Regions from separate parts of the Homo sapiens genome. Here region 2 is linked to region 1. Evidence: chromatin loops called from intact Hi-C (ENCODE). Cell type or tissue: gastrocnemius medialis. All regions are shown on one strand. Each heading gives the region's core, and the rest is flanking DNA. Links, peaks and the distances in the headings are about the cores only. Region 1 overlaps ZNF644 (zinc finger protein 644). Region 2 holds the start of BARHL2 (BarH like homeobox 2).

The links. Peaks named below come from ENCODE experiments on the same cell type or tissue, not always from the same donor. Only the 100,000 strongest peaks of a DNase experiment are listed, where the experiment ranks them.
Region 2: a loop joins it to region 1, with 7 times the contacts of the local background. A loop is called at or near these places in 61 of 110 quality-filtered maps.

Annotation. Positions count from the first base shown.
Region 1 is chr1:90,956,600-90,971,785 of GRCh38, forward strand. The region is part of intron 2 of ZNF644 (zinc finger protein 644); the gene reads right to left. Among named protein-coding and RNA genes, the nearest start is that of ZNF644, 58 kb to the right of the region's middle. In gastrocnemius medialis, for the core only: a CTCF peak has its summit at 8,057 (motif pointing left); no DNase peak of the experiment used is centred there; H3K27ac peaks cover 571 bases.
Region 2 is chr1:90,713,492-90,728,677 of GRCh38, forward strand. It overlaps BARHL2 (BarH like homeobox 2), which reads right to left and starts at 3,811. Exons shown (of 3, transcript NM_020063.2): 1 at 3,080-3,811; 2 at 1,040-1,265. The coding sequence starts at 3,704. RefSeq lists enhancers at 11,323-11,878, 11,879-12,434, 12,991-13,546, 14,220-15,041. In gastrocnemius medialis, for the core only: CTCF peaks have their summits at 8,112 and 10,521; no DNase peak of the experiment used is centred there; H3K4me3 peaks cover 3,205 bases; H3K27me3 peaks cover 7,548 bases.

The DNA.
Region 1 (15,186 bases), core at 4,219-12,218:
ATTAGCCATCTCACTTTATGCCTTAGGGAATTATTACCTTAGGAAAAAGAAGAGCAAACTAAACCCAAAGCCAGTAGAAAGAAGAAAATAATCAATCTTTAGAATAAAGATAAGAGAATATTGGTTCTTTTAGTCACAAATACTCAGGAGGCTGAGGCAGGAGGCTCACCTGAGCCCAGGAGTTCAAATCCAGCCTGGACAACAGACTCTGTCTCAAAAACAAAAACAAGAAACCCCTACCTAAGCCGTCCTCTAATTAAAAAAATTAAGTTGGTTCCTTAAAAAGATCAACAAGATTGACAAAGGAATTGACAACAACAACAAAAGAGAGAAGAACACAAGTGAAAAATCAGGAATAGAAGTGGGGGAACACTGGTACCAACCTTAAAAATTAAAAGAATTATAACAGAATACTATGAATAACTGGATGCCAAAAAATTGGATAATCTAGATGAAACAGAAAAATTCCTAGAAACACAGAAATTACCAAAATGAAGTCAAGAAGAAATAGAAAATCTGAACAGACCTAGTACAAGTAAAGAGAATGAACTAATAATCAAAAACCTCCCCAAATGGAAAAATCCAGGACTATGCGGTTTCACTGGTAAATTCTATGAAACAAAATTAACACTAATTATTCTCAAATTCTTTCAGAAATGGAAGATGAGACAACACTTCCTAACACATTCTAAGCAGCCAGCATTACCCTAATACCAAAGCCAAAGATACTCAAAGAAAACTACAAATATCCATTATGAAAACAGACACCAAAATCCTCAACAACTTACTAGCAAACTGAAACCAACAGCATATTAAAAGTATCATATAACATAACCAAGTGGGATTTACCCCAGGAATGCCAGGGTAGTTCAACATAAGAAATGCAATCAATGTAACATATCACATTAATAGAACAAAGAAAAAACACTACATGATCATCTCAATGGATGCAGAAAAAGCATTTGACAAAATTCAACACTGTTTCATGAAAAAAGCAAAACACTCAGCAAATGAGTAATAAAAGGAAATGTCCTCAACATGACAAAGAGCATAAAAACCCATAACAAACATCATACTCAATGGTGAGAGACAAGTTTTTCCCCTAATATCAGTAAAGAGACAAGGCTACCACTTTTACCACTGCCATTCAACACTGTACTAAAAGTCAGTCAGAGCAATTATGTAAGAAAAATAAATAAAAGGCATCCAAATTGGAAAAGAAGAAGTCAAACTATCTCTATTTGTGAATGACATAATTCTATTCATAGAAAATTCCTTAGCATCCACAAAAAAACTACTAGAGCTAATAAACAAATAAAGCAAATTTGCAAGCACAACAGCAACATGCAAAAATCAGTTGTGCTTCTATATACCAGCAACGAATGATCCAAAAAGAAAATTAAGAAAATAAATCCATTTGCAATAGCATCAAAAATTAAAAAATAACCAGAAGAATAAGTGTAACCTCATGACCAGCCTGGCCAACAGCGAGAAACCCTGTCTCTACTAAAAATAAAAACTAGCTGGGCGTGGTAGTGGGCACCTGTAATCCCAGCTACTCAGGAGGCTGAGGTTGCAGTAAGCTGAAATCGCACCACTGCACCCCAACCTGGGCGACAAAAGCAAAACTCCTAAAAAAAAAAAAAAAAAAAAAAAAAGAATAAATGTAACCAAGAAAGTAAAAGACTTGTGCGCTAAAAACTACAAAACATTGCTAGAAAAACTTAAAGGCTTAATTAAATGGAAACACATCTATGTTCATGGATTTCAAGACTTAGTATTGTTAAGATGGCAAAATTCCCCCAAAGTGATCCCAGATTCAACTCTATCCCTATCAAAATTCTAAAGGCCTTTTTGCAGGATTGTAAAAGCTTATCCTCAAACTCATATGGAACTGAACGAGTCCCTGAACAACAAAAACAGTACCGAGAAAGAAAAAGAAGGAGTACTCACACTCCCTGATTTCAGAACACTGATTACAAAACTATAGTAATCAATGTGGCAGTAGAAGCAGGGTAGACATACAGATCAATGGAATAGATTTAAGAGTCCAGAAATAAGCCCAATCGTCTATGGCCAATTCATTTCCAACAAAGTGCCAAGACCATTCAATGGGGAAAAGAACAGTCTTCTCAACAAATGGTACTGGGACAACTGGATAACCACGTGCAAAAGAATGAAGTTGGAAGCCTGTCTCACACCAGGTACAGAAACTAAATCAAAATGGACCAACAATCTGAATATAAAAGCTAAATTTGTAAAGCTCTCAGAAGGCATGGGTTGGATCCTCATGACTCTTGATTTGGCAATGGATTCTTTGACATCAAAAGCACGAACAGCAAAAAACAAAACAAACAAAAAACAGAAATTGAACTTTATCAAAATAAAAATCCTTTGTTTATCAACAGGTATTATTGAATATATTTGAAATATATTAATATCCAGAACACATAAAAAACTCAACAACAAAAAGACAACCTAATTTTTTAAATGAGCAAAGGACGTGAACAGATATTTCTCAAAAAAAGATATATAAATGACCAAGCCCATAAAAAGACGTTCAACATCGTGGTCATTAAAGAAATGCAAATCAATACTACAATAATACCACTTCATAACCATTAGAATAGCTTTAATAAACAAACGAAAAAACCAAAACTAACAATTACTGACATTGATGTAGAGAAACAGAGACCCTCATACACTGCTGGTGGGATAATAAGTATGGATAATAAGTTTGGCAGTTCCTAAAAGAGTTGAGCTAGATTACCATATGATCCAGCTATTCAATGCCTAGATATACATCCAGGAGAAATGTAAACTCATGTCCACAGAAAAACTTGTACACATATGTTTATAGCACTGTATTCATAAAAGTGAAATAGTAAAAATAACTCAAATATTCATTAAGGAATAATATGTAAATTGCGGTATATCCATACAATAGAATATTATTTAGCCACATAAAGAAATGAAGCACATGCTACAACTTGCCAAGTAAAAGAAGCCAGACACAAAAAGTCACATATTCTATGGTTTCTTTCATATGAAATATCCAGAACAGGCAAATATATAGAGACAGAAAGTAAAGGTTACTTTACCAGGTGATGGAAGGGGGCAAATAGAAAGTGATTACGTAATGAATACGCAGTGTTTTTATGGGGTGATGAAACACTTTAGAAACTAGAGAGCTAGTGGTTGCACAACAGTGTAAATACAGTAGTCCCTCATCTACAGTTTTACTTTTCACAGTTTCAGTTACCTGAAGTCAACCACAGTCCAAAAATATTAAATGGAAAATTCAGAAATAAGCAAGTTACAGGTTTTAAATTGCTATTCTACGGAGCTTGATGACATCTTGCACCATCCCACTCAGAGGGATATAAATAATCCCTTTGTCCAGTGTATATGTTCTCCACCCATTAGTCACTTAGTAATCATCTTGGTTATCAGATTGACTGTCATGATATTGCAGTACTTTTGTTCAAGAACCTTTATTTCACTTAATAATGGTCCCAAAGCACAAAAGTAGTGATACTGGCAATTCAGATATGTCAAAGAGAAGCTGTAAGCCGTTTCCTTTACATAAAAAGGTGAAAGTTCTCAATAAGAAGAGAAAAAAAATGCTAAGGTTGCTAAGATCTACGTAAGAACAAATCTTCTACTCGCTGAATTGGTAAGAAGGAAAAAGAAATTTGTGCAAGTTTTCCTGTTGCACCTCAAGCTGCAAAAGTTATGAACGTGGTGCATTTTAAGAGCTTAGGTAAAACAGAAAAGGCATTAAATGTATGGGTGAAAGACATGAACAGAAACGTGTCTGACTGACAGCAATAAGGTTTGGTACGACCTGCAGTTTCAGACATCCTCTGGCAGTCTTCAAATGTACACTCTATGGATAAAGAGGGACTACTGTTCACTAAATACCAATGAATTGTACACTAAAAATGGTTAATCGTATGTAATGTGAATTTTACCTCTGTTTAAAGAAAGCCAATCATAAAATGTCCCATGTCCTGACGACACCCAATCTAGGACACATTTCCACTTCCTTAGACCCTCTCCAAACTACTCAACCAAAGCCCAAATCCTGTAATAGGTTCCTTCTAATATCCTCTTAGTAAGACACCCTAAAGCTCCCTTTAGTGTGTGATCTCCCTCATTGCAACAAGTAAAAAATGTGCTCAACTACAGGTGTTCTTGCTAGTCTTTTTGGATGGAGGACATTGACAAGACTAACAATTTCTCAACAGAAACAGAAGGCAGAGAAAACAAAGGAGTAACATCCTCATTAAAAGAAAATAACTGCCAACTCAGAATCCTAAACAAGAATCATCCAAAAGTGAGGGTGAAATACAGAACATGACCAGACAACAAAAATGAAGAGAATTTCTCACTACAGACCTACACTAAAGGGTACAATAGAAAGTGTTCTTCAAAAACAGAAAATGGTCACAGATGAAGAAATGAAGATGGAGGAAAGAATAAAAAGCGATACAAGTGGTAAATATGTAGGTAAATCTATATAGCAAAACGATGATGACGTTTCATGGTGGCTAAAATATATATGGAATTTAAAAACACAAGAGTATAGTGGCAAATAAGTTGAGTAAGGGGTACAGTATGGAAGGAAATGAATAGGATTAAAGTGTCTTAGGTTTCTTGCACTGTCTGCAAAAACAAAACAATTAAATTAACAAATTATCAATCTAATCTAATTTACTTAATTTATTAACAGTTTGATTAAATTAGGTCAAGGGTGCATGCTGTGATCTCTAGGACATGAGGTCTGAAAAGTGTGAGTTGTGGGGCCCAGGGGGCATCCCTAAGACCTTATTAGAGGATCTTCAATAAACAAAACTATTTTCATAATAATACTAACACCTTATTTGCCTTTTCACTGCCATTCTCTCACAAGTGTACAATGGAGTTTTCCAGAGGCTATATAAAGTATGATATCTGAACTGAAGCAAGTATAAGAATCCAACTGTCTTCTATTAAGTGAGACATTAAAGAGATTTTTAAAACATGTAAAACAATGGTACTCTTCTCACTAAATTTTGTTCTGGAATGTATATTTTTCTCAAAATGCTGTTATTTATGTTAACATGTAATGGAATATTATTATATTAAAATAAACTTATAAACATTTAAAATTTGTTTAATTTCAAAAGCAGTAAATATTGTTCTCAACTGGAATCAATACACTTGGAAATGTCTAGAGACATTTTGGCTGTCACACTGGGTAAGTACTACTGGCATCTAGTGAATAGAGGCTAGGTAAAAACTTATGATGCACAGATAGTCTCCATCCAGATAGTCCACTGAACAGAAAATTATCTGGCCCAAAATGTCAATTGTGCCAAGGCTGAGAAACAATCTTGATAAAAGCAACAAATAACCTGACATAATCATATAAATAAAAGTTATTTTAAAAAGTTCAAAGGGATCCTGAGAAGAAAGAATTTCAGTCTGAGTGAGCTAAATAAATGGATAATTTGCCACTCATGAACTATAAGACCTAATATCATAAAGATGTTAACTGTATCTCAATGAATAGATTCAATTTTATATAACTGATATGAATAAAAATTTATGGAAAGCAATGAAACAAGAACAAGGTAGGCCTTAGTGGATATAAAGACATTATTATTATTATTATTATGCCATGTAATTAAAACACCATAGTGTTGGTGCTTTAGATAGACAAAAGTAGACCAATGGGGGAAAAAAACAGAGTCCATAAACAGACCCATATGTATATGGTCACTTTATTTATGCCAAAGCTGATACCACAGAGCAGTAGGGAAGTGATCTTTTTAATAAATGATGTCATATAAAACATACATTCACATGTAAGAAAAGGTGATTCTATGCCTCACACATTATACAAAAATCAGTTCTAGATAGAAGGTAGATCTAAATACATAATAAACAATATACAAAATAATAATAGTAAGTTCTAGGTAGATGGTAGAAAGCAAAATAATAAAGATCCTAGGATAATGTTTCTTAACCTCACCCACTAGTGACACCCTGGCTAGATGTTTGTTTTGTGCATTGTAGGATGCTTAGCATTCTGTACATTGTAGGATATTTAGCAGCACCACTAGCCCAACTCACTAGATGACCAGAGTACTCCACTCACTCAGTTATAAAAACTAAACATGTATTCACACTGCCAAATGTCCCACCCAGATGGTGGGAGATGTGTGGTTAGAGAGGAGGGAACTGCCTCTAGTAGAGAAGCATAGTTTCTGAGCCTAAGAGAATATCTTCATGTCCTTGGAGCAAGGAAAGACTTCTTAAATGGGACACAAGCAGCATTAACAATAAGAGCAAACAATGATAAAATGAACTATACTAAAATTAAGACCTTCCTTTCATTAACAGATAATATTAAGAAGGTGAAAGTCAAGCCAAAGTGGAATGTATATATTTTTTAAATGTAACTAACAAAGAGTCTGTATTTAGAGCATATAAAAACTCCTAAAAACAAAAGGAAAAGTACAGAAACTCCAATAGGAAAAATAGGGCTGTATGTATAAACCATATAGTTCCTATAAACCAGTAAGTTAGAAAGCTCAATAGTAATTTTGTTAAGGTGGTGAGGATAGGAGAAGAGACGTTGCAAAAATGGATACCCAAACAACCAGTACATTTATGAAAGGGTATTCAATTCCATTTGGATCAGGGAAATGCATCTTTCAGAAGACTAAAATTAAAGGGGATATTAATACCGAGTGTTAGTGAGGATACAGAGCAACAGGAATCCTCATATACTTGATGTGATTGATACAACCATTTTGAAAACAATTCATGTGTCATCTTCTAAATTTGAACATACATACACTGGTCAAACCAATGACCCAGATTCTAGTCTTGGTATACACCTAGTATAAATGTTGCACATATGCACCAAGAAACATGTACAAGAATGTTCACAGCAGCATTATTCAGCCCAAACCTCCTACAGTAACATGACAAATTGTGATAAAATTATACAAGTGAACCATAGCGACATCTGACAAAATTTCTAACTCTCAAACATAATGTTGAACAAAATAAGCTAGACAAAATAATACTTCTGTATATTTCTGAAAAATTTCAGAAACAAGTAAAAAAAAGTTATTTTCTTTTAAGTCAGGCAAGTGGTTAACCTGGGAAAGAAAAAACAGGGATAGTGACTGAGAAAAGAGACATAGGGGGTTTCTGGGTTGCTGGCAGTATTCTATTTCTCGATCTGTGGTGGTCATGGAGTGTTTACTTTGTGGTGATTCACTGAGCTGTACCCTACACTTCATGCATTTTCCTGTAAGTATTGTATTTAAATTTTTAAAAAGACACAGAGCACCATCTTTTATAGCTATATATGTGACCCTAGAAAACAATACATTACACAAATACCTTAACAATTATGGTATTAGATGTCAAGTGCTAGGCAGCAAAAATTATGTCTGGAACAAAATAACTTTCTTGTTATACTTCAAGATCCTTTATCTAATTAAATGAAACAAATACAGTATCTTTAAAAGGGCTGCTTGATTTTTCAATATGCTGCAGGAAGACATCATTCAATATATTTAATTTTTCTGTTTTCCTTTAAGTTTTACATATTTTAATCATTTGAAAAAATTTCAATTTCTTAAGTTTATATAAGAGAAAATAAAATACATATCTTGGAAAACATTAATTACTATTAAAGTTGAAGATGTTTGTTTCTAATATTAAAAATCTATTTTCTCACATTTAGACAAAGAAGGGGATTAAGACAGAATGATAAATGACACCTGACCTAAAGGAGGTTTCTATCAAAAATGTATATACTTCCCTACCCAACAAACTAAGCCTTGGTTTATATTTTTATATTCCATGACATTTTAATAAAACTCTACAATACCAATTAATATTTTATTTACAGAAGAATCAAACATTTACTATATTAAGTTGCTCAGTATCAGTTTCCCTCTGAATTTAATCATTTACCTAGAACAGTATAGTTAATTGCATACAATGTGATTCATTTTTAAGCCACATAGTGCCACCAAGTGGTAACAAATTCTTTTTCCAAAATACCACACTGAAGCAACAGAAAAAGCTATACTGGAATATTATACTGGAATGGAAAAATCAATCTTTTGACAAATTTAAATAAGACTGTGAAGTATATTAGTATGAAACTTTAAAAATAGAAGAGGTCTTTTTTTTTGGAAAAGAGTTGTGCATATTATCTTGTGATAGTATTTAGTTTTAGAGTTAAAAATTTTCTTGGAAGGCAAGGAACTATTATATAATGCTGTAGCATTTACTTTTTGTTGCTTGTTGTTTTTAAATTCCCCACATTTCCTTAGAAGACATAAGTTGCTTTACAAATTAATGAAACACACACACATACACACAAACACAATAAAAGACCTGGAACGTTTCATAACAATCTGTTACCCTTGTTAAGTATGGGGAAGGAGTGAGGAGAGTAAGTTTTACTTTTTAGTTAATAACTGTATTAATTTGCTAGGATAACAGAAAAAGCTATACTGGATCTGTATAGCTAGAACTGCCTTTTAACAAAGTCCTGCAAGTGGTGGCTTAAATAACAAAAATTTATTGGCTGAAATATCTGGGAACTGGAAGTCCAAGACAAAAGTACAGTAGGGCTGCTTCCTTCTGACTGCTGTGAGGAAAGATCTGTTTCAGATTTCTTCTTGGCCTGTAGAGAGCCATCTTTTTCCTAGGTCTCTTCACATCGTCTTCCTTCTATTAGTGTCTCGGTATCCAAATTTCTCCTTTTTATAAGCACATCAGTGATAACTGGACAAGCCCACCCTAATGACCTCATTCAACTTGATTACCTCTATAAAGACCCTATATTTCCAAGTGAGGTTATAGTCTGAAGTAGAGGCGGACAGGATTTCAACATAAGAATTTGGAGGAGGATATAATTCAACCCTTAACACTACTCTTCTTTTCTGAAATTTTTGTATATTTTTCTTATTTAAAAGGAGGACAAAAAATAGTTCCTAAAAGTTGTAAAATAACAGAATACTATTTTAATTACATAAAATGTTATCAGCAAAAAAGGACTGAATTTTGATATAAGTAATGAGTCATATAGTTCATATCCAATGCACTTTGTCCTAGACCCCATCTCCCACTAACTCTCTCTTTTTTTTGAGATGGAGTTTCGCTCTTGTTGCCCAGGCTGGAACGCAGTGGCATGATCTCGGCTCACTGATACCTTCACCTCCTGGGTTCAAGCGATTCTCCTGCTTCAACCTCCCAAGTATCTGGGATTACAGGCGCCAGCCACCACACCCAGCTAATTTTTTGTATTTTTAGTAGAGACGGGGTTTCATCATGTTGGCCAGGCTGGTCTCTAACTCCTGACCTCAGGTGATCCACCCACCTCGGCCTCCCAAAGTGCCTGGCTTATAGGCATGAGCCACCGCGCCTGGCCCCAACTCTCTTTCTCAATGTACTCATATTGGCCTTACTATTTCTCGACTATGCTCTGGTTATTTTGCACTTAATATTCTCTGCCTGAAGCTCTTCCTCCAAATATACTTACGGATCATTTCTTTCACATTTGTGTCCATCTCCTTCTTAGTTCTTCGTAGACCATCCAAAATAAAGTTACTAGAAGAGCACTCTTAGTAACTCTCTATGCCCCTCTCTGCTGATATTTTTCTTTATAGTACTAACACCTGATACATTATTATTTGATCATTTGTTTTTTTCTCCCCACTACAAAGTAAGCTTCTTGAGAAAAGAGACACATTTTGCTCACTGATGTACCCTTGACATCCAAAATAGTGCCTAGAGTGTTCCATTTTGAGCCATAGGTTAAGGTCTAAATTAAATCTGGGGAACAGGGGCCAGGTGCGGGTGGCTCATGCCTGTAATCCCAGCACTTTGGGAGGCTAAGGCAGGCAGATCACCTGATGTCAGGAGTTCGAGACCAGCCTGGGCAACATAGTGAAACCCTGTCTCTATTAAAAATATAAAAATTAGCCAGGTGTGGTGGCGTACACCTGTAGTTCCAGCTACTTGGGAGGCTGAGGCAGGAGAATCGCTTGAACCCAGGAGGTGGAGGTTGTGGTGAACCAAGATTGTACCACTGCACTCCAGTATGGGTGACAGTGAGACTCAGTCTCAAAAAAAAAAAAAAAAAAAAAAATCTGGGTAACGGGCCAACTTCATGGACTAGTAGGCATTTTGGGAGATGGTCTTAAGGTAGCAGTAAGTAAGAGCTGAGCAGCTCACGTGATAGGAGCACTTTGGGAGGCTGAGGTGGGGAATTTGTGACTACTTTTTTGTTCATTATCATAAGCAGAAAGAGTTTCTTAAAGTTAATGCATGTCTGACTTCTAAGTAGAATCTACTGTTCCCCTTTCTAATCATTTTCTGCACCACAGGCAGAGTCATCTTTCCACTTCTCTGTAAAACACATTTTCCCTTCTCTCAGGATATAATCCCAAATCTTTTATACAGTTGAAATGGCTTTGCTGGGCCCTGCCTATCTCTCCACTGTAGTCTCAGATTCTACTCCCATCAGTTCTCAGTGATCCAAAGTACTGTCCTCCTCTCAAATTCCCCAACATGTTCCTCTTCACCATAGGGCCTCTGTACATGTAGTTCCCTTGGTCTGGAATCCTCAGCCCTCCATCGCACAAATCTAGTTAACCTTAACTCATAATCTCATCAGATCACAGCTCTTAAAGTCACTTACTCTGTGAAGCTCTCCTCAACCCACTCTGTGTCAAGTTCCTTTGACAAATGCTCTTACAGAACGGTTCCTTTCAGAACTCTTTCAAATATTTAGCTGATGATTATTGATTTCTCTCTCCTAATGGTCCTAAGTTCCAAAACATAAAACATAAAAACCTTCCCTGTGATTCCAAGAGAATGGGAACCATGTCTTCTATTGCATATGCTGTGTTGAACAACTAATGCTGTTTTGAACAACTAAAAGGTAGTAGTCAACCTAATGAAGGAACACAGACAACACAGGCTGACTATAAATGAATAAAGCCCTGATATCAGTCAATTATAGGAATTAAACACAACAAATTTTCCTTTTATTAACTTCAACTGGTTTCATCAGACACATTGCATATTTCTGGGTAGCCTGCCCCTAGCCACCAGTGAGTGCACAAAAAGATCCAAGCTTATGGCCAGGCACGGTGGCTCACGCCTGTAATCCCAGCACTTTGGGAGGTAGAGGTGGGTGGATCACAAGGTCAGGAGTTCGAGACCAGCCTCACCAATATGGTGAAACCCCGTCTCTACTAAAAAAAATACAAAAAAAAAAAAAAAAATTAGCCAGGAGTGGTGGCAGGCACCTGTAATCCCTGCTACTCGGGAGGCTGAGGCAGGAGAATTGCTTGAATCTGGGAGGCGGAGGTTGCAGTGTGCCAAGATTGCACCACTGCATTCCAGCCTGGGTGACAGAGTGAGACTCCGTCTCAAAAAAAAAAAAAAAAAAAAAAATCCAAGCTTATTTTAATATTCAATCATGCAATCAATTTAAAAGTGCATGAAAGGTAATAGAAATTGTCATTATACACCTTATCTCAATTAGTGATATACCTAATTCACATGCCTCATGATCAGTTATTTTGTAGGAATTTGCAGGAAAATTTTTAAAATTTCCTAGGTATGTAAATGTACTGATATGCACTGAAAACTTAAAAGGCTGCCTATGAGATATAATTTACAATAGGGTAATGTCAAAATATAGTATTGCATAGGCAACTTTTTGCCCCCAAATTAAAAATTTGTCAACTAGCTAATTTGCTTTTAAACTGTATATAAGCATTCTAATATATTTCGGTTTTGGGGGGGGAGCCTCTCATTTTAATGTGATGTGTGATAAACAGACTTTTTACAATGGTTCTAATATCACTACTATTTCTCTGAATTGAGAAAATAAGGAAAATTTAAATCTCTGTCACATTTATTGTTGTATCATTAGCCTTCTGGTACCTAAACAATGACTATCTCCAGATTAAACTGTGTAATTTTAACAGACAGTACAAATTTTTACTGTTTCCTTAAATATCACAGTAATATTTAAAGTGGGTTGAATAAATTTTTTAAATAACTTTGTATAATAGATGACATGAAGGTATACTGTAACTCCCTTTCAGATTTATGATTCTTTTCCTGAATACTTTAAGGATACCTTTCAATATATACAGATAAATAGATATATTGATAAATAGATACATTTATCAGTATACCTTGAATGCATATATGCACATCTAGATGCATTTATCCTATTTACTTGCCACAGCAAACCAAAAGTCACACATCTGACTCAATGCACCACATCTTGTTATTACATTCTAAAAGTATGGTTAAATATTCATTACAAAAATCAAAGTCATCATTTTTGGCAAATTTTCTTCAGTAAGCAGCATCTGATAATTCCAAATAATTTAACTCCACTCATTAATTCATTCACTATAAAGAACAACACTTTAAATGCAATGTTACAGATTGAATTGTGTTCCCCCCAAAATTCATATGTTGAAGCCCTAGTACAAAGTTAAAATGAAGCCATTAGGGTAGGCCCTAATCCAGTCTAACTGGTGTCCTTATAAGAAGATTAGGACATACAGAGAGACACCAAGGATGGGCATGCACTGAGAAAGGGCCATGTAAGGACACACGGAGAAGACAGCCATCTGCAAGCCAAGGAGAGAGGCCTCAGGAGAAGCCAAGCCTGCAAACATCTTGATCCTGGACTTCTAGCCTCCAGAAATGTGAGAAAATAAATTTCTATTGTTTAGGCTACCCAGTCTGTGGTACAATAGTCACCCCTCATCTGCAGTTTCGCTTTCTGAGGTTTCAATTACCTAGTCAACTATGGTCTGAAAATATTAAATCGAAAATTCCAAAAATAAACAATTCAAACCTTTTAAATTGCACACAGTTCTGTGTAGTGTGATGTAATCTCACACTGTCCTGCTCCATCCTACCCAGGTTATGTATAAACCATCCCTTTGTCCTGTGTATCCATGCTGTAAATGCTCCCTATCTATTAGCCATCTTAGTTATCAAATCAACTGTCTAGGTATCGTAGTGCTTGTGCTAAGTAAACCTTACTTTACTTAATTGTTCTATTATTATTGTTTTAAATCTCTCATTGTGTCTAATTTATAAATTAAACTTTATCACAGATATGTGTATGTAGGAAAAAAACAGCCCATATAGGTTCTGTACTGAGGTTTTCGCATCCACTGGAGGTACTGGAATGTATCCCCCACGGATTAGGTAGGTCTACTGTAGATTCTTATGGCAGCCCTAGCAGACTAATATGCTCAACTTGGCAGAACAAATGAGATGTTTTAAATCACACTGCATTTAAGTTCTACTGTGATATACATGAATATTTCTATCTTCTGAAAACACAAAACTAAGGTCATCTCCAACATGCTTTATGCTAAATGCTGAGATGTGAGCAGAATACCAGTTTAGACATAAGAACAAGTTTGCCTAAGAAAATATTTGGTGGTCCTGCCTATTCATATTATTGCAACCCTATACAGCAATTAGATTAATATCTGGATAAGCACCTATGTCAATTTCCTTAAGTAAACAACTTAGCTCCTGTATAATTGACATTTAAAACATATGGATCTCCTTTCAGCCCATACAATAGAAAACCTGTATTCAGGGCCCTTGCAAATGATCTTAATCAAAATAAATTGCTAACTATCCTTTCTTGTCGCTGAGAAAATTCTAGACCAGTACTAAGAACCTAGCTGTGCTTCAGATAAACTTGGGAAACTTTTAAAAATGACAGATTGTGCAACTCCTCCCCTGGAATTTGATTCCACTTTACCAAGGCCTATAGACTTTTTAAAGCACCCCATACAACTTGTATTTGTAGCCAAAACAATCTAGAGAATTTTTAAATATTGCTGTACTTGAAGACTTTTTTAAAACTACTAATGTTCAGTCCCCTTCTGAAAAATTCCAATCTAAATGACTCTGGCAATGGTGTGTGTGCGAATATCTCCTTTGACATTGTAAAGTGCAGCCATAATTGAAAACAATGGTCTAGAGTTCAGATATCATATGATTATCAAGTGTTGTAATTAGTGTGAAGCATATACAACCAAATACCAGGGTATATAAGTGATTATCTATTAAAAAAATATATGGCTGAGGAGGGCAGATCACAAGGTCAAGAGATAGAGACCATCCTGGCCAACATGGTGAAACCCTGTCTCTACTAAAAATACAAAAATTAGCTGGGCGTGGTGGCACATGCCTGTAGTTCCAGCTACTCAGAAGGCTGAGGCAGGAGAATCACTTGAACCCGGGAGGCGGAGATTACAGTGAGCCGAGATCACACCACTGCACTCCAGCCTAGCAATGGAGCGAGACTCCATTTCAAAAAAAAAAAAAAAAAAAACACTATCACTTACATTCCACTGAACTATAAATATACACTGTAGTATGGCTTTATTATGAAAATTATCTGTATGCCTTCATTTATCCAGGTAGAAAAGAGATTGAGAACCTCAAACAAAATACTAGCAAACAAAATTAAACAGCACATTAAAAGTATTATACACCGTAAGCAAATGAGATTTATTTCTGGAATCCAAGGATAGTTCATCAACATAAAAAAAAAAATCAATGTAACACAGCACATTAACAAAAGAATGGACAAAAACCCATGACCATCACAATTGATGCAAAAAAAAAAAAAGACAAAATTCAATATCCTTTTGTTAATAAACAGATCCAACAAACTAGGAATAGAAGGAAACTACTTCAATGTAATAAAAGCAATATTCAAACATTTCTTTCTTTCTTTTTTTTTGGTGGGGGGACAGAGTCTCACTATGTCACCCAGGCTGAAGTGCAATGGCGTGATCTCGGCTCACTGCAACCTCCACCACAGGGTTCAAGCGATTCTCCTGCCTCAGCCTCCTGAGTAGCTGGGATTACAGGTGCATGTTACCACATCCAGCTAATTTTTGTATTTTTGGTAGAGATGGGATTTCACCATATTGACTAGGCTGGTCTCAAACTCCTGATCTCATGATCCATACACCTCGGATCCCAAAGTGCTGGGATTACAGGTGTGAGCCACCACGCCAGGGCAAGAAAAGCCCACTTCTACGTAACATTGTACTAGAATTCCTAGCCAGAGCACTTAGGGGAGGGGATGAG
Region 2 (15,186 bases), core at 3,153-11,152, 240 kb before region 1:
ATTAATAAACATGTCGCCCATTTTAAATTGGCTACAAATGACACTAATGTTTTCCGACAGAATTAGGGTGGCTGAAACCGTATGTAATGAGACAGAAAATTATGGTAAAGATGACAAGTGGATGGGCATTTCCAACCGCACTTATGGACGATTAGAACACAAACGGGAGAAAAGGAGGGGTAGAGAAAATCGAGACAAGGAGATGAGTGCCAGGCTTGAAAACACAGCAAAACCTCTGCCTCAGATTGCCCAGGTTCCACTCTACACTTCGTGGCCCTGCGAGCACTGGCAGTCACTTTTGCTTTCTTAATTTCCCTTCTAGAGAAGGAGCAGTGCCAGGCAGGCTCTGCAGCACTCTAGCTCCATGTTGAGACAGCAGAGGCAGCCAGTACAGGGGACAGACCCACACTCCTTCCTTCTCCCTGTCCGGATGCTTGGCCAGCCGCCGATTCTCCAGGCTGCGGCTGCCAAACCTACTCTAACCCAGCTGGGCTCTCCTAGTCTCTGCAGCTACACTGACCAAGGCTTGGATCCTGCTTCTCCCAGCCGCCTCACAGGCCAAAGCAAGGACATTTACGCCGAGGCTGGTGGGACAGCTCTGTGGGAATAGCAATAGCTGGGCCGGGCCGTGTTGTTGGCTACAAACCTTTGGAACCAGCCTGGGGTGGGCCCAAGGGGTGCACCGCGCAGGCTCTCTGGACCTAAGTGTCAGCTGCACAGATGTCTCAATTTGAGAAGGTGTGGCTTCATTGATTTGGGGATGAAGTGGGGGGAATTCCAGCGGCTCGGGTTTCAGAGGAAAAGTAGCACCTGTTAAAGCACATAGAATTGCAAAATTGTCCAAATTCCAGCTGCCCTTTGGTCTCTCTCACCTTGGGGGTGTGGCTCATCCCTGCCCCATCCTTAAAGCACCCAAGTGCCCACTCCAGGGTCACTCTCAGTCCTTAGAGTCTCTGGAGGCCAGGAGGGAAGAAGATTGGTATAATGATCATGACTTAAATGGCCAGACACCTTTGCTCCCCCAAAGTGCCTCCCTTACCTGCGGTTCTGGTACCAGGTCTTGACTTGGGTGTCAGTGAGGTTGAGCGCTGCAGCCAGGTCCATGCGATCCTGCACGCTCAGGTACTTCTGCCGCTCAAAGCTACGCTCCAGTTGATTGAGCTGGTGGTCGGAAAAAGCTGTCCTTGCTTTTCGAGGCTTCTTGGCTCTCACAGGGGGACTCTCACGGCTACTCGTAATCTCCCGGTCTCCTTCCTCCTTTGTCCCTACCATAGAAACCCAGCCACGGTGGTAAGTTAGCCTGGAATGGGGAAGGACTGAGTGTCCTCCTGGCATACACTTCCACATTCCCAAGCCAACTACTGGCTTCGGGGGACTGCACTCTGCCACCCCTAGAACACACACACACTCACGCCTTAGCCTGAGTGTGGAGGAAGAGGATTGTTTTCAGACTGGAGAGTATGGGACCTTGTTTAGAGTTTCTAAAGGGGGTCTAAAAGGGTGTCTGATCTTCACATGGTTGGAAGTTAAAAAGTAAAAATTTTTTTAAATAAAACTTTTGAAAAGGGTTATTTTGTTATTGTTTCCTTGACTGAGAGAGATGCTGTCCCTTTTCTTTATTGTTTTCAGTATGACTTTGTTTCACTGATGTGGTGATTTTTCAAAGGGTCCCTCTACTCTTTTTTTTTTTTTTTTTTTTTTGAGGAGGCAGCATCTTTTTCATTTTACTTTTTTCTCTTTTCTGAAAGTTATAGGTGTTTGTTTTACTTTTTCAGATGCACTTGGGAAATGTTGGAATCAAGCTTTCTGAAGCCACCTGCATCAGGTCTTTTAAAGCTTCACAAAGAATATGTCACCCAGACACCGAGTTGAGCTCAAAATCACTGAGCCCATCCAGGTGACAGCATGGAGATTTCCGGATTCTATTTGTCAACTTTGGTTTTTTACTGAAATGCTGGGAAATCGATATGTCAATCCCTCCCTGTTTGTACCCGTTTGTGCAGTGCTCCTTGATCTTCCCTGCAGGAAGAACAATAATCTCTCTAATTGACCCACTGGGGAGGTTGGTGCACAAAAAATCGCCAGACCAGACTGTACATCTGTTTTGGACACTATTATGCTAATGCTATAATAGTAAAATGAGGAGCCAACATCCTACCTTCCAGTCAGTACATTTCTTTACCAGAAAAACAAGGATCAATAATAATAAACAATGTGTCTGTAAAGGAAGAAAAAGCTCTCCTGGTATGTTAAAACTTTTGCCATGCAAAGACTACCACATTTACTTATGAAATTGTCTGATGAGAAAATGGAAAAAGGGAGTTGAAGGACAATTTCCATTGTCATCTTATTTTTTTTTTAACAAAAAAGAGATTAATCCAATTTCATAAGATTTTATTTTTATAAATACTACCTCCTAAGTACTTGTAAGGGGCCAAAAATCTTTGTAGGATACAGATACTCAGTTGAGGCCATAGGGTAAGAAGGGTGCTTTTAAGAAACTTATTACAAATTTTTACGGGCTAACCACAATCTAATTTTTTTAAAGTTGCTCTGTTCATGAACTCAGAAATTTTTCCTCCATTAAAACCGATAATTCCTGTGATGATGTTAAGAAAATAAAGTGGGGGGGGGGTGAAATCACTTGTACTAAAGAATAAACACCAGGTTGTGATCACACCCACGCTAGCTAAGTGGTTTCTCTCTCCTACCTCCCCCCATTCCCATTCCCAAAGTCTAGGCTAGAAAAACCCCAAGTCCATCCCTTTTATCAACGAAAAGTATTTCCTGTCGGATGCCCTCCGCCGCCCCTCAACCCCCAGTAGATTAAAATTAAATAAAACAAAGGAAGGAGCTGGATGGCCGTGAAGGTTGTGGGGTAGAACAATAAACAGAACTTCGAGGAGTCCCCACATCGCACGCCCAGGCCTCCCTTCAGCTGCAGTCTTTTGACCGTCGCCCAGTCGCCCGAGAAGCTCCTGGAATCGCTCCCCAGCAGAGATCTGCTGAAGGCTGAAGGGGAGATTGGGAACCAGGAGGACAAGCTAGACGGCCGAGAGCGCCGGGTGGCGGGACTCACCGTGGCATTTGATGTCGCTCTGGGAATCCTCCCGCTTGTCGAGTTTGGTCTTGCTGTCCTCCTGCTCGAGCTTTGGCCTGAAGCTCTCGTGCACTGCGTTGCTCTCCTGCTTCGGGGTGTGGTGGGGAGAGGATACGCTGGTGCTGTAGGGTGCACATGCCGCCAGAGGTTTGCTGTCGCCCAAGATGTCCTTAATTAAAAAAGAAGACGTGGAAGTCCTGGGGGCCGAGGCGGCCGAGCCCAGCTGCTGGGGGGGCGGCGGCGGCGGCTGCTGTGGCGGCAGCGGCTGCTGCTGTTGGGGCAAAGGCTGCAAACTTTGCGTCGGGGCCGCGGCCGGCGGCGGCGGCTGCTGGCTGTGGTGGAGGTGGTGATGATGCTGGGTCGCGTCTGCTACCAGATGCGGCTCCGGGGGCTCCATGGTGACTGAGATAGGAGAAGAAGGCGCCGTCCCTACGGTATCAATCTCCGAACAGGGAGATGGGGTGGCCTGACTCCTAAAATCCGCGGTCCTGGCCTCACCGAGCGGGCGGAAATCTCCATTCATCATGCCTGGGCTGCCTGAACTGGCACTGGACAAAATCGTGTCTATTCCAAAACTCGACCCGCTGGCCCCTTCCATTGTCATTGCTACATGAGGTCCACGCCACTCCGCCGTTCAGCAGCCGCCCCGAACCAGCGAAGAAAGCTATCGATCGTAAAACAAAATAAACACCAAACAATGTTGCCGCCGCTTAAAAAAAAAAAAGTGGGGCGGGGAGAGAAGGAAGGGTAATTGGGAAGTGGCAATCTGTGGATACTTTCGACACAACTTTTTTTCTTTTATGCAAAAAGTAGGGGTGGAAAGAAAAAAGATGCGGGGGGCGGGGGGAGTTAAAAAAATTTCTGAGAAAACTCGGAACTTGCGCTCCAGGAACGACTGCGCACGTGGCGCGGCGGTGGCGGCGCGGAGGACCCAGGCGAAGGCGAAGGCGAAGGCGAAGGCGCAGGCGAAGGCGAAGGCGCAGGCGGCGGGAAGCTACGCCAAAGCCGCCGCCGCCGCCGCTGCCGGGGTCTGCCCACAGCCTGGCACCGGGCGGCAGCGGTGGCGGCGGCGGACGCGGCAGGTGCAGCGACCGCGAAGCCCGGGCGGCCGCGCGCCCTCGGAACTCCCCCGCGGCTCCCGAGGTGGCAGCCGCGCGCCACTCGGCAGCCCCGTAGCCGAGTTTCTGAACTTTCTTGGAAAGTTGCGGGGCAGACACGGCCGCAGCGGTTGCGGCAACCCGAGGAGGAGGAGGAAGAGGAGGACGACGAGAAGGAGCAGGCACAGAAGGAGGAAGCGGCGGAGACGCGATGCCGGGCGACTCCGGCCGCTGCCGGGCGCGTTCGCTTGTAATCCGGCTGCTGGCGGGCGGCGCCGACCCCCTCCCGTGACGTCACGGCCACTACCGCCGCTCCCCGCGCCGCGCCGCGCCGGGCCCGCGCCCCCGCCACCGAGGCCGCGCGTCCGGCCCCGCGCCCCTATTGGCCGCGCCCGCGCGAGCGAGGGACGCCGACGTGCCAGGGAGCCAATAGGCGCAGCGCTCGTGAGCCCGTCAGCGGACTCGGCTCGGACTCCGCTGCTCTTTTGAGAACCCGCACATCCCTGAGCCCGCAGCCCTGAGCCGAACTCCGAGTCCAGTGGTCCCGGTGTCCACAATCACGAGTGCGAGGCAAAGGGAGAGGGAGGAAGAGATCAGAGGGAGACCAGAGAAAGGGAACCAAAGGGGAGAAAGAAAAAAAAAAGTAGCAAGGATTCGCCCGTTTTCTTAAGTCAGAAGAGAGAGAGAAGAGGACGGGAAGGGACTTACCTTTAGGCTCCAGCGCGGCGGCCCTCGCAGCCTCCCCAAACGCGCGCGGGAATAGTCCGAAGACATTAAGAGCGGAGGAAGGAGATCCCTGAAGGAATCCACAGAAAAGTGTGTCACTTCAGGCGCCGGAGCCTTGCATAAGCGGGCGGGTCGGCTCTGGGCTCTGATTTCTCGCCCGACGAACCCAGGCGCTCGGGCTCAGCCCGGCGGGAGGCGGATCCCTGAGAGGGACACAGCCGGGTCCGCGTCCACCAGGCGCTCTCGGGGAGGACGAGGCCTGAGGCTCCAAGCTGGGGAACCAGCCTGGTCTCCAGCTGGAAAAAATGCCTGGCCAGACGCTTTCTCCCGAACGGGGGAGCTAATGCCCGAGGCGTTCTCTGGTGGCGAGGGCAGCCACGGTTCACTGCGGTGTCGGGCGGGCGCGGGGCTCAGGACCCATAGCGGCTGGTCTGCAGCCCGCGCCCCTGCCGCGCCCCGCGGCAGTCCGTCCACCTCTGTCCCCCGGCCCCTTTCGGCGAGCGCTCATTTGGAAAGGAAACAGTCACTGCGGATCCACTTGGGACCCGGAGCATGACTGTAACGCCTCGTTGGAGTGTATCAACTTGCATTATTTTCTCTAGGACGTCTCCAACCTGTCTCATGTTGAATGTCAGAGTAATGGGAAGTGCCAGTGACAAGACGGCGTATTACTCCTGATTAAGTGCCGTGTCAACCTAATTAGCAGAGTAATTATAAGGTGCTAATGAATGATTCAAAGTTCTTTGAGTTACATTTTACTCCAAATTACCATTTTAAGAACCCTATGAATCTGCGAGGCGGGCATCGCTTCCGTGGCTAGGTCTGGAATGATGTTCGAGTGGCCTTTAATGTCTCCAAAGGCTGGGCCGAAATCTGGAGTTTAGTTGCAGTTCTGGAGGTCACTTTCTGGGCCACAGCTTTTATCTGTTGAGGACGAAGGGAGGGGTGTCAGGGAGGCAAATGACCTCCTGGGACAAGCTCTTGCCTTTCGGTCGGAACTGCTTCTGTGTGAGCCCTGGGTCCGGAAGCGGGTAGCTGGGCGACTCATCCTGCCTGCGTTTTCCTAGGGAAATCGGTGTGTTTGACCCAGAAAAAAAAAAAAAAAAAAAAAAAAAAACAGCACTACTTGGAGGGTGGGTTGAGCTGTTTCTCATCGTCTCAGTGGCATTTTTCCTAGGGCTGTTCCGAGAGAACAGCGGGGATTGAAGGGACGGAGGCAAGGAGATGCACAATCCGGGCAGCTCTCGCTCTTCTCGGAAGGCGAAGGGAGTTTGGCGGAGAAGACGGGGTTGGTGAGCCGAGGCGGGGACTCCGGACGTGCTCCATCCCGGCAGGGGCCGACAGTGGCCAGAGGGGTGCGGGGAGGCCCTCGGGAACGGGTGACTGGGCCCCGCCGGGTGGGGTCGGGCCACTGTAGGCTGGAGCGGGGTTGGATCAAATGCCTTTGGCGCGGGAACTGAGTGCTGGCCCGGGAGACCCTCCGGAGAGCTCGCGGGCTCGGCCTCGGCCTCGGCCTCGGCCTTCGGCCGCGGTTACCGAAACACAGACGGTAGACTTGTGGAGGTGGCTTATCCGAGGCCGCAGGGCCCGACGCTGCACAGCTTCGCAGCCTAAATATCCTGCGCCTCTGTCACAGTTGACCGCTGTGGGGAGGACAGGAAGGGCTCTAGGGCTGCCCGAGACTGCAGGCTGACCCTACCTACTCTACCCTCTTCAAATATCGATTAGGGTTCTTCCCATTCCAACATCATCATCCACCAACTTCCCGAATATGGTGCGTTTTCTCCTAGCCCTGGGAGGTTCCAACTCGAACTCCCCTCGCTGCATATTCAGGGTGGGAAGTAGGGAGGGGGAGAAAACAAATTTAAAATCCAGAACTGACGGCACTGCACAAATCAATTATTCTCGACCTTGATAAATAATTCATTTAAGCCTGTTTTTGTTTTGTTCCGACGCCTAAAATGACTCAAGAGCTCAAAAGGCTGATCGCACAGCTTGTGTTGGGCGGTTCGACAGGGTCTTTTTGCTTGGAATAATTCACAGCATTGGCAGGGGAGACGATGGAGATATGACCCTACAAAAAAAATGAAATCTATAAAGAAAAGGAGAGAGAAACGTGGAAGTGTTGGGGGCAGGGGAGAGCGTGTTTTGTGACAACTCTAAAGCAAAGCAAAAGGGAACCCAGTAGGCCCCACTTTGTGAATGTCTCAGATCATATTTTCTTAAGAAAAGGTTAATATCATAGAAGAGTTCTCTGGGTGGGTGTTAGATCAGCTTCCAGGAGCAATAACGGTAAGGGGAAAACACGACCTTGACTTTTATCAAGGCTGCTATGTTAGTAGTGGCCTGAAGATTCACAAAATGGACTTGAAGACCAAATTGCAAACTTAATGAAAAATTTTTTTTCAGAGCTGGAGTTTTGTTTAACTTTTCTCAGTTCTTTTTTCTCCAGACACATTCCTCTCTCGCATTTTTTTTCTGAAAGTATATAATGTATACATCCAAGAAGTCATGCATTTTCTGGCAAACATAATTCACTTTTCATTTTTAAAAATCACAATTCAGAAACACAATAGGGTGCAGATATATCATATTTCTAAACGAAAGAAAATGCTTTAACTGGATTTAATCTTAGATTTTCCCACTGGATTTAAAATACAAATAAATAGAGTCTCTAAACTGACATGAGTTTAAATATTAAACTCATTCACTTTCAGGCCCTCATTTCCTTAGAAGAAGGAGAAGGGGAAGAGAAAAAAAGAAACTTGTGTAATTTTTGGAAGATTTTGGAATTTTGGCCTAGAAAGCAGTTATTGCCAACTGTGGGTAACAGAGAACAAACTTTTCCTTCCCGGCTCTGAAGAACACATCACTGCCGATCAGCATCAAAGATGCTCCTTTCCCATCTCAGAGAATGATTCAAACACTTCAATATTTAACAAATTTTGTTCCTAGATAAACTCTCTACGATCCACTTTCACCATCTAGATTTAGTATTTGAGATTGTGTTTAAACTAGAGCATTCAGTTTTTTAAAAATGAAACTTAACTTTGAAGAAATCCACTCACACATTACGATGAACGTGGAGCTGGTGTTTCTTCCTATCATATTTAATTTTGAACGTTTCTAAGGGTCCACATGATGACAATGCCAAGTAAGGGGAATGAGGTGCAAAGACGCTTCCCTCCACTGGGCGGCGCCAAGAGCTCCGAACGGAGGGAGCTGCTATTGTTTCTTTCTATAAAAGATGCAAGATAAACAAATGAGCTCTCCACCTTCTAAGGCTGGCTCCCTGACGATTGTCTGACCTCTCGCCATTTCAAAGCTACAGAAACGTCGGAAGTTTCCTTTCTTTTTTGTTTTTTCAATTTATCAATATCTTTTCAACTATTTAAGAATTTGATACATATTTGCTTAGAAAAAATAATACATTAAAGAGAAATATCCTGGCAGTTCTGACCAAAAAGAAAACAGAGAGAGAAAGATATGAAAAGAACATAACTGAGTCCCTTAAATAGACTGAAACTGGGAGAGTGGAGTTGGGAGCAGATGGAGAAAGATAAAATGAAAGAAAAAAATAAGGTAACTGAAAAGTATGTTAACAGGAAGAAGTTAAAATGATAACCTGTGTAATTACTAATTGTTCTAGGGGAATGAAAGTTTTGAGAGATAGTTCTGATATCATAATACAATTTGCAAGAGCTATAAGCTTCACCAAATTTTAAAGATGAGCAGTTTGGAAGGAACCTAGTGAAGTTGACTCTCCTTGGGAGTTAGATGTGTGTTGTACAGAGGCAAACCACAGGAAGGTAAGCAGAAATGTAGAGGACAGAACGCTGGAGAAGAAAGTTTTCATCTCATTTTACCACTTTATGTGTTCGTGGGCAAGGCACTTAACCTTTTAATTACCAAATTCCTCCTCCACTAAAGAGGAGACTAGTTCTTGATTAGAACGGGGTGAGTGTAATGACCAAATAAGACATTCTATGTAAAAGCTCTTTACAAAATGTAAAGCAGCATTTGCTAAATACTATACACAAAAGTGGCAATGATCTCTAGCATAAGCAACACCCAGTAGCTATATTTGTTTTCACTTCTTCCTTCCCTCATTCATTTTGTTCATTCACTCAATCGATAAACATTATTGAATGTTCATTCTATGCCAGGTGCTTGAGACTGGGACACCAACTCACCTCAGGTTTGACAAGAACTTGTGCTGGAAAACTGTCATAAATACAATGATACAAATTAGAACCTGCTACAGTGGGAGTGAGAAAGAGAGTGGGGAGTCTTACACTGGGACAAGTTGGGGGAACAGTAAAGCTTTCTAAAGGAAATGAAGTGTGTTCAGTCATGACTGCATCTCAAGCAGTGGGATGTAGAGGGATTTCTATGGTAGCTGAGGGTAATAATGGTGCAAAAATGTCCATGAATTGTCCAAAATTTTAATCTCCTGACTGTAGGGCTGGGCTGCAATCTGTAGACATATGTTGGCTCTAGGGGGTCTCTTCTGGGTCCAGCCGGAAGAGACAAAATACTCTTTGACACTTTGGAGGGAAAAGGAACTAACTGCACATGTTTACAGGCCTGGGCAGCAGCATATACAGCCGGTTACACAGTCTTAGATTTGATCCCAAGAGGTGATCCAGTCCCCTCAAGGACTGTATCCTCTTTTCCCCACCTGCACTCTTGCTTCCTTTCTTCTTTCTAGATTTTCAAATCATGGACGGCTTGGTGACCTTAGCAGGCCCAGAAAGAGGGCTCCTCCAATTCAGGTGTGGAGATTGGGAAGGTGACAAGGTGAAGGCAATTGAAGGAAGAGCCGAGGGGGACATGGGGAAGGATTTTGTTTCACCCCTCCTAAGTTGAACCATTGTCCTTTGAAGGCCGGCTCCTGGAGAAATTAAAGGGCCCCTGTGTGACACAGCCATGTCATACATAAACAGAACTCTGAAGCCTATCAACTCCTGAGGCTAAGTAAGAGGGAATGTAGGGGCCAAGGCAGAAGAGAAACCAAAACCTCAGAGCGCTGAGCAAAGATGCCAATCAGAGAAAGAGAAATTCATTTGCGATGTTAATTAACAAGCGGCTAATTAAAACGGCACTTTGAGTGCTAATCAATCGCCTTATTAAGTTACAGCCATCACTGGAACAAATTGAAACCTCCCCGCCCCGTTTTCTGCCTTTGGTGCAGGCGGGGCCGCGTTCCCAGATACCGTGAGAGGCCTTGGGGCGCGGAGGTTGGGGGCAGCCTCGGTCAGCTTTCTCAGTCTCTCCCAGGTCTACAGAATACGCCACTGGACAAGTGCCTAAGCAGCGACTTCTGGTCCAGACACACCGCCCGGGGAGTAAGTAGTTGCGTCGAAGAACAACTCATTCAGCAGCAGTTAACACCGACGTTTCCTCCTAGAAAGAGCTCCCGCAAAGCGGGGGGATGTGACCTGTGGGCCCCCAGCAGGGGTAGGAGGCAGTTCAGCCCGAGAGGGGGCGCTCTAGGGCCTGGATCCTGCATCCCTATTTCCTGGAACACACCCAACGCCTCATTCTGAAAACCCTGCTTAGGCCCTGGCCCTGGTGCCGCTCAGCAACCAGGAAAGAGCTGGACCTGCCTTCAGGCAGCAAGAACAGGACTGCCAGCCTCCTGTGGCTCTGTCTCCCGAGGCTCCATGAGAAGGGGATGGGGGTGCAAGAAGGGAAGAGTGAGGTGGTGTGCTGGGCGTCGGGGACGAGGACGCACGCCAGCCAAGACGTGCCTCCCACCCAGCCCACGCGCGCTTCCCCACCCCCCTGGCCCTCCAAAATCGGTAAGAGAATTAAGATTTCGAATCCCTATTTTGAGGAGCCTTCCGCATTTCCTAATTGTTAAATTCCTGCTTTTCACCAAATTCCCGGGGGAGAAACATTTGGCAATAAGAAGGGACTGTGAATTTAAATGCTAATTGAGTGGGTCCTTTTTCCGCAGCTCCACCTGCCTGGCAGCCTCTGTTGAAACCAAACACACTCGGAGCGCCCAGTGCAACATTCTTGGGGTGCCGAGTAGAAGCGCAGTAAAGAGAGACCCTAGCGGACTCCTGTCTGGTTTGCTTTTTACCGACTCTTACAGAAAAAAAGAGAATGCCATTGGAAGAAGCTCTTTTGCGTGGTGGGCGATGTGTGGGTGGGGGACTTGTGGCATGGCCCACGGTGTTGTTTCTGTGCCTGCGATGACACACGTATGTCTTGAGCTGTGGGCTCGCCTTCCTGGAGGTGCGCCCGACCGCATCTGCTGGTGGGTCTGAGCGTGCTTGGGGTGTCCCAGGAGAACTGAGAGAACGGCTCCCACGTGCAAAGTTCCAAAGCATTAATATTTTCATCATATTATCATTATTCAATATAATAATATTTGTTCGGTTAGCGGCACTAATTAGGCCACATTAAAACCGTAGTGTGTCCCTAATGGTGCGTAATGTGCTCACACTCACATTTTTCTCTCTGAGGATGGGCGGCTGCAGGCTGGTAGGGGAGGAGAGACAGGCAAGCGGCGGGCTGGATTAGGGCGTGACGCCCCCCACCACGCACACAAACATACACAGCCCACTGGATGTCTGCCGGGTGGGAGCCGCAATCTCCGCGCGGTCGATGGGGCCCTCCGCTGCGCACTCGGCCCTGCGCCGAGCACCCTGCAGCCTCCTCCCGCGACACGGCGCTTTGAACTCGGCGGATTGATTTTGCTTCCCTTCCCCCTTTTGTGTGTGTTTGCGTTCAATTGGTTAGGTTTTTAAGATTTGGGAGGGCTGGTGTGAAAGAATTAAAATACTCTTAACTGGAGCCCCTCCGCCGAGAACTGGAGGTCCCGCCTCCTAGTTCGGCGCTTTCAGGACCCTCTTCCCAGAGGGAATTTCTTTCAGAAATTCCAGGGTGGGCTTGTAAAAGACGCTTCCGCAGAGCAGGTCCCGTCAGGGTCTTTTTCCTGTTCCTGGTGCCAGCGGTCGGCCCGGGCGCCCCGCAGACCTCGGCGAGGTAGATGTTAAGCTCGGAGAGTGCCCCTCCCGCAGGCGCCGTGGCGAGATCACTCTGAATATGTAACATATTTGTAACGTGCGCCGAGGTGTGATGTGTGTGCTGAAATAGGGGGATGGGGGAATTCGAAGCCGGATTGGGAAGGCGGGGGGGAGGCGCACAGAACTCACAATGTACTTCGCAATCTAACAATCTGAACATTCATTTATTAAAAGCTGCTGCGTGACATTTACACTGAGCCACCAGTCTCTGCCTCTAATCCGGGCGAAAACGATTGTACTGCCGAGTTATGGCTGCAGCGTATGGGGACGCTGCTGTCCGCGGCCGGACAGAGCCCATCAGCTACAACGCGGAAGGCCTCTGCACCCCCTTGGGGGCGGGAGGAAAGTACTGCCAGTCCTGCCTGGGGGCCGAGGGTAACAAGCACCGAGCCTCTCGCTCCACGCAGGGCCAGCTGCCCAGCTCAGCGAAGCTCTTGTGATCTGGTGCGTGTCTCTCGCTCTTCCCTCCCCATCAAAGAAGTAAACTTTCTACCTACTCCCCCTAATCCGATCGTTTAGAGCTGCTGTTTTCCTTTTGTCAGATTCCTCCTCCCCGATCAGTCTGAGTACACGATCAGAACTGCTCAGAGAGCAGGAAGCACATTGATTTCAGCTTGTTCTGTCCACAGACAGGCCCTGACAAGGTTGTTAGAACAGCCGGAGAGGTCTATACAATCACTTAATTACCAAAACTGTCAGTCAGGCGGGACGCGGATCCGCGTCCCGGGCTGCGCTAGGCATTCCAGCACTGGGCCGCGCGCGTGATTGATCGGTGCTGATAGCACCGCAAAATAATTACGGCGAATTTTCTGATGTGTGATTTTATCCCAAGTTCATGCTTCAGAGAGGTAATCGGAGAATGAGAAGGGTCAGTGCCATTTCGGATTACCTGGAATCTGCGAGAAAGGGTAAAATGGGGGAAGGAGCTCCGAGGAAAACGGGAGAGATGGGGGTGCAGAGAGAGAGGGAAGAAGAAAGCGAGTTATGGATTGCTGGAGGGACTGCAAGCAATTCGTCAAACTGTGCAAGTGATTTCCTTCAGAGCCAGCATATGGCAGATTGATTTTGTCCAACGTCGGTTTTAGCCACATTTAAAATGATCCAGCGGTTATTACTGCGATTGGCTTAGGAACTGACAGGCAGTTTTAGGCGCAAGGAGTATAGATCCTGTTTACCGGAGATGTGTTCGTAACTGCTGTCAAATACAGTTAAGTAAATATCATTAGCGAAGAGCTCTGTTAAGAGAAATGCCAATCCAATAAATATGCTTTTCCTCCCCGCCCTCCGCATGGCTGCCTGCGCTTCCTCCAGAGGTTCTCCTTCCTGCTCCTTTGCTGCTTGGGTCAGACGTCCCAGGCATGGTGCTGACTCCCGCCACCTTGGAGCCCCGAGCTGAGCCTCGGGCAGAAGATGACAGGCCAGCCGTGGGGCAAGGAGGCCGCGGAAACGCGGAACGGCTTCGGGGAGACGGAAGCGCCCAATGAGATTCACCCTGCAGCCCGGGTCCAGCCCACCTTCCTCGGAGATTGCCGCGGCCCTCGAACCCGGGCCTAGGTCTTCATGTCCCGGCGGCCAGAGGACGTTGCGGGGACCACTGGGGAGCTGCCCTCAGTCAGCTCTCTGCCCCACGCCGGAGGTCCTGGCGCGGCTTCTTTCCCGAACTAGACTGGCGACTCTGGGCCAGGCCCCAAGGACCGCCCCGGCCTCTCCGGCTTTGCGGGGAGAATCTGAGGAACCGAGTCCAAGATAGCCGACCTAGGCTGTTTTCACCCAGACCCTGCGTCCCCGACCCGCTGGAGTGAATCTGACACTGCCAGGTTCTCTCTCATGGCATGGAGTGAATGAAGAGGGCCATAGATCCCCTTACCCAGCACAGTCCCTCGGCAGGCCCTGGAAATCCACAGGGAGCAGAAGCACAGTATTTTCTGAACCGCTCCCTCTCCCTGGGCCTGTGGCCATTTGAAGGCAGAGCTCTGTGCCTCCAAGACAGTAGGTTTTCGGTCAAGTTTGGAGCCTGGGGCCCCAACACATTTACACAGGGTTGGCATCACCGTTTCCTTGGACTAAAGGCAGGCTCCTATATCCTTTTTAAAGGAACAGAAGGAAGGAAAAGGAAACCAACACGGGTTATGTTCAGATAGTAGGCCTATGGCAATTCTTCACAGCCATAGAGTCCTAATCCGAGTATCTTCCCAGAGAGGAAAAACCCAAAAAACTTTTAAAAGGGGGAAAGCTGGGTAGATCATAGCACCCATTCTTCATGCCTAGGCAGAAAAACTAACCCAGAGGGAGCAAAGGGGTAAGAAATATGAAGAGATCCCCTCTGGGAGCTGAGGAGCACCCTAGTTTATAATTTGGTCAAAGGAGAAAGTCACTGGCCTCCTCCTTTGATAGAGGCGTGTCATCTATCTTCCCAGGGAACATGATGGTTCACAAATGAAGAGGCTAGCCCTCCTGCAGCTTTTTTCTACAGAGTGTAAAACACACACCGCCTTCATCAGTGTTTGGGATGTAAAGAACCCTGTCTATTTAAAAGAGATACTGCATTTTTAAAGTCAAACAGTACCAATGTATGTGGCGAATCAAGTAGGTAAACAACTTACATATGGTTGCTGCACTTGAAGGAACCATCCATTCTCATGCACAGCAAATTGAAGAAACAATGGCACTAATGAGCCTTGCAAAATGCAACTGTGAATAATGAAAGACAACACTGCATTTTGCAACAGAAAGAATAAAGGTGAAATAATCAGCTAGCAAAGAGGAAAAGAAAGCGAGCAATGATTAAATGATCAAAAGCTGGCAGAGTGAATTCAATGTCACTGCCAGACGCAGCCATCTACCCACAAGTGAAAGTTAGGTTTCAAGCACAGTGTAATTATAGCTGGGGTTGTCAGTTTGACATTAATGCAGCCAGCAGAAATTTCCTAATTGGCCTCAGAGGAGAAAGTGAACCAGAAAATATATTAACATTTTAAAAAAGCATATTTTGCCTAATCCTTTCACTTTCGAACAATATTTGAAGACCAAAATGCCCCAGGCATAAGAATTTAAATGAGCAATTTTGTTTTTGAAGGAAACGGCCAATGAGACAGAAAATAGACTAAAGGGAAATCATTAGTGGATGAGAGATACTGACAGGCTTGCCTTGCTGACTGGCTGGCCTGTCACTTGCAGTCTGTGTTCTTTAGTTCCACGCTATGAGCTAAGTTGATAACATGAA